Linked DNA regions of Mus musculus: region 2 is linked to region 1. A link is a loop called in an ENCODE intact Hi-C map of the cell type or tissue named here. Cell type or tissue: left cerebral cortex. All regions are shown on one strand. Each heading gives the region's core, and the rest is flanking DNA. Links, peaks and the distances in the headings are about the cores only.

What was found. Hi-C counts contacts between places; a loop is a spot of excess contacts. Peaks named below come from ENCODE experiments on the same cell type or tissue, not always from the same donor. Only the 100,000 strongest peaks of a DNase experiment are listed, where the experiment ranks them.
Region 2: it touches region 1 in a loop (8-fold over the local background); 8 of 42 quality-filtered maps call a loop at or near these places.

What each region holds. Positions count from the first base shown.
Region 1 is chr8:11,663,670-11,669,637 of GRCm38, forward strand. 1700016D06Rik (RIKEN cDNA 1700016D06 gene) reads right to left here. Exons shown (of 6, transcript NM_024271.2): 2 at 1,367-1,429. Among named protein-coding and RNA genes, the nearest start is that of 1700016D06Rik, 12 kb to the right of the region's middle. In left cerebral cortex, for the core only: no CTCF peak of the experiment used is centred there; a DNase peak (open chromatin) is centred at 2,762.
Region 2 is chr8:12,577,066-12,583,033 of GRCm38, forward strand. It overlaps Spaca7 (sperm acrosome associated 7), which reads left to right. Exons shown (of 7, transcript NM_024279.3): 2 at 3,879-3,935. Among named protein-coding and RNA genes, the nearest start is that of Spaca7, 7.0 kb to the left of the region's middle. In left cerebral cortex, for the core only: no CTCF peak of the experiment used is centred there; a DNase peak (open chromatin) is centred at 2,765.

The sequences.
Region 1 (5,968 bases), core at 1,402-3,901:
GATTTGAGTAAGAATGAATTGTCTTCGTGTCTCTAACTCTCAGTGAACTTTTAGTAAAATGGGGTGCTTGTTTGTGAGACCTATGGCACCCCACACTGTGTGGGTGTCACAGTGGAAGCTAAATAAGCAACAGCTGGAAATTGCCTGTCTCTGCAGCACGATGGCCACCCATGGATGGGGCTTAGAAGCTACCTCGACCTTGTGTGTGGTCTGCTCATCTCGGTGTGAGGAGATGAGGCCACCTGCATGGTGGGAAGTAGGTCTGCTGCATGTGATACAGTAGTAGTTTAGGAGGGCAGATGGGGTAGGAGAGGTGAACTGGGAAACACTCATTCACTCATTCGTGCGATCAGCCATGTGTCCACAATGATTCCCCAGCCCAGACTCAGGAACAAGCAGACCTGGCCTTTCTGGAAGAGGTCCTTCATGGGAAGGGCCCCTGTCACCTGACATTGCCATCACAAACTTCCTGATGAGGCTCAGCTGTAAGAGCAGCTTCACACTCACACCGTGCCCTCCCTTAGTCTACTCCTGATCCCATCTGACTGGTGATCCTGGGCAGACAGACGCCCCAGGATCCTAAGCTGCAAGTCAGACTGCACAGGCAGCTTCTGCAGGCCTTACTTTACCAAGTGTGACATGAGTGTGGCACTGGGTGGTGAGCACAGTTCACAGGACAGACCTGGGGACGCCTCTGGGAGGGTCATACACAATGGACTTTGTAGATTTGGTGCTAAAGATGGACCTCCATATCAGTCACTGTACACTGCTTACGTGCTTTCTCAGGTGGCTACCAGAGAACTTAGCCTTACGTCTGCAGTTTGTACTCTGTCACTGAGGGACAGTGTGGGTCGGATCAATGTGCCCAATCCTGTTGTGCTCAAGCCCTTCCAGAGTTTTGTAGGAAGCCCTAAGGTGAGGCCACAAAGGCGGAAACCCTGGGGAGAGGCCAGGTCCTCACCCCTAGGAACTGTCCTGCCTGATCCGAGGCTGAGGAGTTCCTTGGCCTCAGGCCTCTCTGTCGTACACTGCATCAGCATGTCCAGGTAAATGTGGATTCTGATGTGGGAGGCTTGGGTGGAGCTTGATGCAGGGTGTTTGAAGCAAGTCTCTGGGTGACAGACATACCAGTGGTCTCCGGACACCACGTGGCAAGGCAAAGCTCCATGCGTGGTGACTTGGTTCTGATGGTCATTCTATGACTTAAGGAATTTGGTCAGCGCTAAAGCTGTGGGCCAGAAGAATGTGGTTCTGCCCTCAAACACATCAGTTCCTCCAGTGCCTGTGACTGACGCCTGACTGTCTGGTAAAGCCTTGGGGAGTGCCCGACCCCTCCCTCACCATGGACCAGGTGGAGAGTCCTTACCAAACACTGTAGCTATGTCATCATCCAGAGTTTCTAAATTTGGCCATTGCTTACCACTTGAACCTGATAGGAAAACAAAACAAAACAATAAAACAATCCTATAGTTTTACAGCATTAAGTGATTTTCACCCACCTCTCTGTGAACGGATAGTTGTGAGACACAGCCCTAGTCTACTCTACAGAGAGGACGCAGTGTGGGGTGCTGCTCCTTCCTCTGTGCGCTGAGGGAAGCCCTCGGGACTTGAGCTTCTCCTATGGAAGATGGGCAAGGCGTTACCCACGGAGCAGCTGTGTCTGTGGAAACCAGGATTTCCCCTGGCACCCTGAGTAGAACCTGCCCTCCTGCTCTCTGGAGTCACCCTCAGGGATGGTAAGACAGTGTTGGTGCTCAGGGAAAACCAAGCTCTATCACAGGGACAAAAGATAGAAGAGGTCACATGCTTTGTTTTGTAGGAAGCAGCGATTGCCTCCTGCATGGCTGGTGACATCATCTGGATGGGTCTGGGGAGCTCCAGCTTCAGAGCCCAGCTCAGCACCAGTGAGGAGAAGCACTTGCCCAGCCCCTGACTAAGGTTTCTCATGTCACCACCCAAATGCTTGTCTGTCCTGTGTGAAGACACTGCAGATGTGTTTTTCTCTGAGAGCCCTAGGTGGCCCTGCACATTCATTTGTGATACTCGAGTTTCTATGGGGTGGACCAGAGACTGGGCACCTCGTTCCTCCAGCGTGAGCAGAGCCCTCCAGGGTGCTCTGTCTGCAGGTAAGAAATGGAGTCTGATCAGTGGGCTCAAGGGTTCTGGATGGCTGTTGTCTCCAGGGCCCAGGGCTCTTATCTGTGATGTGTGCTGGGTACATGGGGTTTACCTGTATCTGGATGCCATGAGAATTCTGAGGACCGGTTTCTTCCCTGTAGCATCCACCACAACTCCCTCCCTCCTTCTGGCATGACCCCTCTTTATCAGGGACTGTGGTGTCTCTGGATCTGGTACATCTCTTAGTTTGAGCTCAAGGTTGGCCTCTTCTTCCAGCTCCCAGGTCCCGAGACCCCCAAAGATGGCGAGCAGGGCCACTGTCCGTACCTTTCCTTTCTGAGGCACAGAACTCTGGAAGAACTAAAGTTGCAGCTAAACCAATGACAAAGCTGTTCTCAAAGGCTTTAATGGTGGACAATCTGCATCGCAATGCGCTCATCTGCATGGCTCGGAACAATGGGAAATATGTAAGGAGGTCTGTGGTGGTGATGACAATTGCTTCTCAGTGTGCTGACCTTGGTAAACCAAACAAACTGTACAGTTTCTCTTTGCGTGAGACATTAATGGATCGTTACGAATGGGGACAGCTGCGCAGCGCCAGCACTTTGTTAAAAATATTCTTTTCATCCCGTGTCTGTCCCGTAATCACAATGGGAGCATTGTGCAAGTCAGCCGTGTGCACATGCGTGGTGTGTCGTCTGTGCCTGTTCATTTGCATTGTCAAATGTAGCTGCTGTACCTACTTTTCCTGTCACCACCTCCCGGGGAGAGTCACAGCTTCTAGACAGCACATACCCACAAGGTCAAGACACTCACGTCCTCTCAGTGACCACGTCAGCACATTCTGGCCTTATGAAGTTCACTGTTGAATTCTGAATTCACTCCGGTTGAGTGACCATAAGACATCAACCATGCTCACATCAACTGCTATCCTAAGTGGACAGCACCTCCCCATGAGGAAACCACACACACTTAGAGTCACAACTTTTCTCCCTGTAAGCAGGGGGAGCACCCTAGGATGGGGTGAGGGTAGCCGTGTCATTTCCCTTAAGGCATTGGAGAAACTCTTTTCACTGTCCCCTCAAGCTGAGGAAGACCTTGGAGAATGATCTTGGAGGTCATGTAGGGCAATGGCCAAAGCTCAAGCTGGGGAGACCTTTGGAGTCATACACAGTACAACCAGATCTCTTGTAGTGTTTGTTTTGCATCCATCAAACCATCTATCCATCCATCCATCCATCCTTCCTTCCTTCCTACCATCTATTCATCCTCCCTCCCTTTCTACCTCCCTCCTTCCCTCCCTTCCTTCTTCCTTTTCTCTTTCTCTCTCTCTCTCTTTCTCTCTCTCTCTCTCTCTTTCTTTCTTTCTTTCTTTCTTTCTTTCTTTCTTTCTTTCTTTCTCTCTCTCTTTCTTTCTTTCTTTTTGAGACAGGGTTTCTCTACAAAGCTCTTGCTATCCTAATACTTGAACTCGCAGAGATTTGCCTGCCTCTGGAGTGCTGGGATTAAAGGTGTGTGCTACTAAAAGCCCAGGCTAGACCTTGTAGTGACCATTCTCAGACTGATGACGATCATGAGGGTCACACAGGGATTTAGTGAGATTTCAAGCTAGAGAAGATGGTGAATGCTGTCCCAGTTTTGACCAGGTCTTAGGAGAAAATTACTAGAAATCATCTCATCGAGAGCAAACCCTTAACAAGCTACTCGAGGAACTTTCAGACATATTCAAGAGTTGTGCACAGGAGTGGACAAGTGAGGCCATCAGCGACACTTGTGAGGACAAGCATCCCATCCCAATTCTGCGTCTTCTGACACCCTCTGACATATAATACTTTGCTATCTAAGTGACCCATATTATATTCCTTTAAGAAAAAGGCAGACCAGCCATAGGCATACATGGATGGATGCTTTAACTTACAGAATAGGAGAAAGAAAAGCCCTAGTCAACATAACCCACGTATGTCTAACTATAGAGGGCTGTAAGTCCACACCTCTGTGTTCACGTCATAGCAGCAGCAGGAATTGACAGCACAGATACTTTAACCTGAACCTGTAAAGACCACAGTGTAGGCAGAGCTCATATCCTGTTAGCTCATACACTGTAGGAAAGACCAGAGGAGTAACCACCACATGTGGTACATACCATACCTTCTGCTAATGGCATTATACCTTTCTGAATGACTAGAGTGACAGCGCTCTTGTGAGACTAACCAAGAAGAAAATATGGATTGTGACAAAACCCATCCGTCATAGCCAAAGCCACACGGGAATGTGACTATGACGTTCCATAGGGTTCACATGAAAGGTGTATAAGAAACCAAGATTGCAAACTATGTCAAGAGTAGACTGCTTGGTGATGCGCTCAAGACTAAGCTAGTCAGAATTTCAGCATGGATGGGGGAAGCCCTGCATCCCACAGTAAATGGCTTCTGAGGAAGGGGAAGTCACTCATTTGAGGATGAGGCCACTGGTAGATTGTGTGTGCCCAGCAGGTGACTACAGACTTGTGTATCTGAGCAACAGCAAGTGGAGTTGGGGCTAAGTTTGGGGCATGTGTGGGTTGGGAAGGAGGTTGTGATAGAAGAATATGGTCCATACACACTGGAAAACATGTATGGAGTATTGAAAGAATAAAAAATAAAAAAAGAGCAGGCTTCTCACTAAGAAGGTCCCTGTATATCAGTGTGACAAATATCCATCACAACAGGTGCACAGATGTCAACACAGGGACACAAGATACACGAGAACCCAGGGTCACATGAAGCTTCCAAATCTCCTGCCTCTCCAGTGACCAACTCTAAAGATATCTAGATGATGAAATGACAAAGAATGATTTCTAAAATGAGCTTAAATTCAAAGGGGCTGAGACAAGCAGCTGACAGAAGACAGCGCTGGACATAAGAGTACTACAGAGAGGAGATGGAGATTCTGAGAAAGAGACACCCAGTAAATCATACAAGAATATGGTAGGAAACCTCACAAAGTACACTGGATCAAGCAAAAGAGAGACTCAGGGGCTTGAAGCCAAGGCTGATAGGTAACCACACTAGGGAATCTAATGAAGAAAAAAGGCAGAATAAATAGAACATACAAAATCAACAGTTGAGCTGGGTGTGGTGGCACTTGCCATTGATCCCAGCACTTTGAAAGCAGAGGTAGGCTGATTTCTGTATGTTAGTGACCAGCCTGGTCTATATAGCAAGCTGTGGGCTAGCCAGGGCTACGTAATAAGACCCTGTGTCAAAAAACAAAATAAAACAAAAATGTCTTTGTCACTATTTGATTGCTATGAAGACACTGACTAAGGCAACTCTTAAGAAAGCATTAAACTGGGCTGGAGAGATGGCTCAGCCGTTAAAGGCTAGGCTCACAACCAAAAATATAAGAAAGCATTAAACTGGGGGCTTGCTTCCAATTTCAGAGGCTCTATCCATTGTTGTGATGGCTGGGAACATAACGTCAGACATAGCAGGCACGGTGCTGGAGAGGTAGTTGAGAACCTCGTCCTGGTCTGCAGGCATGAGAAAGAACAACACTGCGCTTGGCTTGGGCTTTTGAAACCTCAAATATCACCCCCAGTGACAGACACATCTCCTCCAACAAGGCCACACTTGATCCTACACAAATGGTGCCACTCTCTGATGATTAAGCATTTAAATATATGAGCCTATGTGAACCATTCTTATTCAAGCCACTACCAACAAACAAACAAACACCAAAACAAAATCAGCCATTAAAAGATTAAATGAAGCCGGGCGTGGCGGTGCACACCTTTAATCCCAGCACTTGGGAGGCAGAGGCAGGCGGATTTCTGAGTTCGAGGCCAGCCTGGTCTACAAAGTGAGTTCCA
Region 2 (5,968 bases), core at 1,764-4,263, 910 kb after region 1:
TCCTTATTTTTCTCTTCTTTATTAAATAACTTTTAAACTATTTATGAAAAAATTACTTTCTTCTTTTCCTAACAATGATCAGTCCTTCACGTCTCTTGGCTTCCCTTATCAAATACAGACAACTTTCACTGAAGCCTGCTAGCAAAGTCAGTCTCTCCCTTCTATGAGTCAGAGGTTTCATTACACATATAAGTAGTGACTTTAATGAAGAACACTTATTTTTTGTTTGTTTTTTACTTTAAATTTCTTTTTTAATTTTTATTAGATATTTTCTTTATTTATATTTCAAATGTTATCCCTTTTGCTGAAAATGCCCTATCCCATCCCCACCCCCTGCTCATCAACCCACCCACTCCCACTTCCCTGTCCTGGCATTCCCCTAGATTAGGGTATCTCACCTTCCTCCTCCCATTGATGTCTGACAAGGCCATCCTCTGCTACATAGGTGGCTGGAGCCATGGGTCCCTCCATATGTACTCTTTGGTTGGTGGTTTAGGTCCTGAGAGTTCTGGAGATTCTGTTTGGTTCATATTGTTGTTCCTCCTATGGGGCTGCAAATCCCTTCAGCTCCTTCGGTCCTTTCTCTAGCTCCTCCATTGGGGAATGAAGAACACTTATAAGCTATGAATTATTGGTCACATGTTGGCCCTTGGTGGCAGGTGTCCTGGATCTCCATCTTACAAAGCTTAGATCCATCACTGAAGCATTGTAGTGGTGTGGGTGCATGTCTTTGTGTAGGAGATATGTGCATACACATGTATGCATAGGCGATGGAGCCCAGAGGACACCCTCGAGGGCCGTTCCTCAGGTGCCTTCCATCTCTTGTCCAAGACAGAATCTCTCAGTAGCCTGGAACTTTGTCATATGGGCCAAGCTAGCTCGCAGGCTCTGAAGAGTGCCTGGTTCCTCTCTCTCAATCTCTCTCTCTCTCTCTCTCTCTCTCTCTCTCTCTCTCTCTCTCTCTCTCTCTCTCTCTCTCTCCTTTGCTGGGGTTATAACCACACACCATAGGGTCTGGCTTTTTCTGTGGGTTTGAAGGGGATCTGAACTCAAGTCCTCATACCTGCAAGGGAAGCACTTTACCAACGAATCCATCTCCCCAGCCCCATCACCCATAATTCCTAATGTGGCAGAAACAGCATGCTTATTAACAGACCCAAATATATTTAGTCTCTCTGTATATAAGAAATAGGAAAGCCGGGGTGTAAATGTAAGCTTCTGCTTAACAGCAGGTGTCTCTATGGTTTAGATTATTTAGGAGTTCTACAAAACCGTACTAATTGTGGTAGCATCAAGCTGGTTAGAAATCGTCTTTATGTAGCATCTTTCTTTTTCTAACATCCAGAGCCCAGACTGGGAAGTCTCAGATGTTCGCAGAGCATCATCACAAGCCATAGAACTCAATGAGTGTTGAGAGAGAGAGAGATGCTTCAGAAAAGGAAGGGCGCTCACGAGCAGGAGGGAGCATCAGCTTCTCAAGGCAGCATTGAGTTGGTGTCTTAACCATTGATCGCTATATGAGAGCATGGTAGCCCTTATGGTGTCACTGTCCAAAGGCTGTCGTCTGCCTTGGTTCTCTTGCTTTTCCCTACAGGGTTTTCATTAATATCTGAGATTGTGTTAGCCCCAAGTGTTAACAGCCCCAGCCAGCACTGGCCTGGACAGGACAGTCTAGCCTGTTTCACTATTTGTACAAGGGCAAGCAGTCTCCATGGCCCAACAATGGCATGAAACATTCCAGTGTTTCTACTTTCCTGTTAGCTTCTGAAGAGCCTGGGCAGGGAGGGTTCCTTACTGATGTGTCTGCTCTCACTATGTGTCCATGCCTATGTGAAGCTTGCTACCCAGCCCCAAAACGCTCAGCAGGTATCCGTTGAAGAGCTTGTTGCTGCTGTTGCCACCGCTGCCGCCTCCATGGCTGGCCACTATCATTTCTTAAACCTTATGACATCTGACATCTTCTCCAGCCTGAGACTGGGCTGAGACCTGAGGTTTTTACAAGCTTAAGACCTGGATGACATCTGGGTGACTCTCAAGGTCCTCCCAGTTTGAGGCCTGGTCATAGCCCAGTGTGATTCTCTGGGTCTTCTTGAGTTGCAGGGCCAATGAAAGAGCAGTTTCCAGATTTCCCAGGTACCCAGGTAACCTTATCTCATCCTGGAGTGCTCATCCTGCTGCTTATCAGGAGAGGAGCTGTGCCCTGCTGCCATGTGTGGGTCCCTCACGTGGAGGTGATGGCCACTGAGAAGGACAGCAGTTCACATGACCCTCACAGTGGAGATGAGTGTTCACTCAATTAACCTAAGTGAACGAACTCAGAATCCAACAGTCAACTTCACGAAGCCAGAACATGCTGACGTGGTCACTGAGAGGACGTGAGTGTCCTGACCTTGTGGGTGTGTGCTGTCTAGAAGCTGTGACTCTCCCCGGGAGGTGGTGACAGGAAAAGTAGGTACAGCAGCTACAGTTGACAATGCAAATGAACAGGCACAGACGACACACCACGCATGTGCACAGGGCTGACTTGCACAATGCTCCCATTGTGATTACGGGACAGACACGGGATGAAAAGAATATTTTTAACAAAGTGCTGGCGCTGCGCAGCTGTCCCCATTCGTAACGATCCATTAATGTCTCACGCAAAGAGAAACTGTACTGTTTGTTTGGTTTACCAAGGTCAGCACACTGAGAAGCAATTGTCATCACCACCACAGACCTCCTTACATATTTCCCATTGTTCCGAGCCATGCAGATGAGCGCATTGGGATGCAGATTGTCCATCATTAAAGCCTTTGAGAACAGCTTTGTCATTGGTTTAGCTGCAACTTTAGTTCTTCCAGACAGAGTTCTGTGCCTCAGAAAGGAAAGGTACGGATGGTGGACCTGCTCGCCATCTTTGGGGGTCTCGGGACCTGGGAGCTGGAAGAAGAGGCCAACCTTGAGCTCAAACTAAGAGATGTACCAGATCCAGAGACACCACAGTCCCTGATAAAGAGGGGTCATGCCAGAAGGAGGGAGGGAGTTGTGGATGCTACAGGGAAGAAACCGGTCCTCAGAATTCCCATGGAACCAGATACAGGTAAACCCCATGTGCCCAGCACACATCACAGATAAGAGCCCTGGGCCCTGGAGACAACAGCCATCCAGAACCCTTGAGCCCACCGATCAGACTCCATTTCTTACCTGCAGACAGAGCACCCTGGAGGGCTCTGCTCACGCTGGAGGAACGAGGTGCCCAGTCTCTGGTCCACCCCATAGAACCTCGAGTATCACAAATGAATGTGCAGGGCCACCTAGGGCTCTCAGAGAAAAACACATCTGCAGTGTCTTCACACAGGACAGACAAGCATTTGGGTGGTGACATGAGAAACCTTAGTCGGGCTGGGCAAGTGCTTCTCCTCACTGGTGCTGAGCTGGGCTCTGAAGCTGGAGCTCCCCAGACCCATCCAGATGATGTCACCAGCCATGCAGGAGGCAATCGCGGCGTCCTACAAAACAAAGCATGTGACCTCTTCTATCTTTTGTCCCTGTGATAGAGCTTGGTTTTCCCTGAGCACCAACACTGTCTTACCATCCCTGAGGGTGACTCCAGAGAGCAGGAGGGCAGGTTCTACTCAGGGTGCCAGGGGAAATCCTGGTTTCCACAGACACAGCTGCTCCGTGGGTAACGCCTTGCCCATCTTCCATAGGAGAAGCTCAAGTCCCGAGGGCTTCCCTCAGGGCACAGAGGAAGGAGCAGCACCCCACACTGCGTCCTCTCTGTAGAGTAGACTAGGGCTGTGTCTCACAACTATCCGTTCACAGAGAGGTGGGTGAAAATGGAAGAATGTTGTTAAACTATAGATTTGTATTCTTCCCCCCTCTTCCCCCCGTTCCAGGTCCAATTACTGAAGGTTCACTCAACTCAACAACAGAAAACATACCCGAAGCATTAGGTAAGGACTCCCCACGTGGAACCTGGTGAATCTGTGGTGAGAGAATCGGTGGGTTCTTCTCAAGAGACCTTCCCCAAATCTCCTGTCACCATTTGCAGATATTGAGGAAACTGATTTGCTTTGAGGTTCTTCTAAGCTGCAGCCTTACTGCCAACACCAGAGTCAAAACTGCCCTACACTGTGCATACCACTGATCTGACCAGTGCTGTCCCCCAGAGGTGTATGGGTATGGTACAGGTAGAGTTAAGTCTTCTGCTATCCATATTGCGAAGAAAATGAAAGGGACACTAACTGTAACACAGACTATCTGAACCAGGCTCTTGACACTAGATTGAGAAGGTTACCCATGGGCCCTAGGGAGCTAACTCCACAGCACTGGTCCAAAAAAAGCATTGTGATGCAGAGAGACACTATTTCTAGATGCTGCTTGGTTAGCTCCTACTGTGGTCCTGTACCATACAGGGTACATTATAAAAGCCACGAGATAAACATGTCCCAGATTTTACAGAAAGACCACTGATGGTCAGAGACGTAAAGAAAATGAGAAAATCATTGGAGATTATGCCTCACTGAGAAAGGAGCCAGATTAAGAGTGTGAATTTGTTTTATAGCCAGGATGCTTGTGTTAGAGGTGTAACAGGAGAGGTCGAAAGAATAAAATATAGCCACATCTAGGTAAAAATACGGAAGGGTGCCCACTCATGTTTGGGGACAGAGACAGGATAGAATGACAATAGGGTAGGAAGGATGATCATAAATGTCTGGAGCAGACTTTCTGCCTTTGGTTTTGGACGGTGGTTTTGGACGGTGGATTTTTTAGGGACCTAAAACTCTCCTGCCACAGCTCACCCAAAGGCTCCATCACTTTACAGTAGGGTCACCCTGGGAGCCAACCTTTTAACACACGAGCTATAATGGCTGCTCTTGATGGTCTACTTAATTAGATGGAGATGAGTTTAGCACATCTCTAGACCCGTGAGGGAATTCCAAAACCAAGTGGATCCCAAATGCTGTGATCACTGACGGAGTTAATCTGCAGATGGATTCTAAACTTGAATAGGCTATTAGGAAGGGCTAGAAGTCTGGAAGAAGGGACTGGTTGGAGGAAATATGTCACTATCATGTGACCCTGGACACAGTATCTTGCCTTGTCCCCCCTCTTGCTGCTGCTCTCTGATTTGCTTCTTCTTGATGCTACACAAGTAGTGCAGTCACGTGCTCCTAACCACCATAAAGTTTTGCATCACCAAAGGCTCAGAATCAATGGTGTCAAGAGCTATAGATTGAAAACTTGCCCTCTACGTCATTTATGTCAGGTGACTTGTCCCAGGAAGAAAACCTAATGCAGAAAGTTGATATCAATGGCCTGGGGTCATTGCAGTGACCTTGAGACTCTGATGCTTTAGCCTCTGGAGCTGGTCTGTGTGGGGGAGGAATTGGAAAAGCTTGAAGATGCAAACTAGAGAAAGCTTAAGATATAAATTATAGACTGGGCTAAATGAGTGATTCTGTCAGGAGTCCAGAATTCCAGAATACAGTAGGAATATAGACAGTGGGGGCCAGGTGGGCTGGGTGGTTTTATGTCAACTTGACACAAACTTAAGTCGTCTGAGAGAAGGAAACTCAATTTAAAACAAACAAACAAACAAACAAACAAACAAACACCTCAGTAAGATCAAGCTGTAGGCACGTCTGTAGGGCATTTTCTTAGTTAGTGATTGAGAAGGAGGGCCCAGCCCAGTGTGGGTGGTGCTATCCCTGGCTGGTGGTCCTGGATTCTATAGGAAAGCAGGCTGAGCAAGGCATGGGGAGCAAGCCAGTAAGCAGCACCCATCTACGGCGTCTGCATCAGCTCCTGCCTCCAGGTCCTTCCCTGTGTGAGTTCCTATCTTGGGTTCCTTCAGTGATGGACTATGAAGGGGAAGTGTAAGCTAAGTAAACTCCTTCCTCCTCAGGTTGCTTTTGGTCACAGTGTTCCATCACAGCAACAGTGGCGGTAACAGAGACACCAGGCTCATGAAGCTTCACATGGG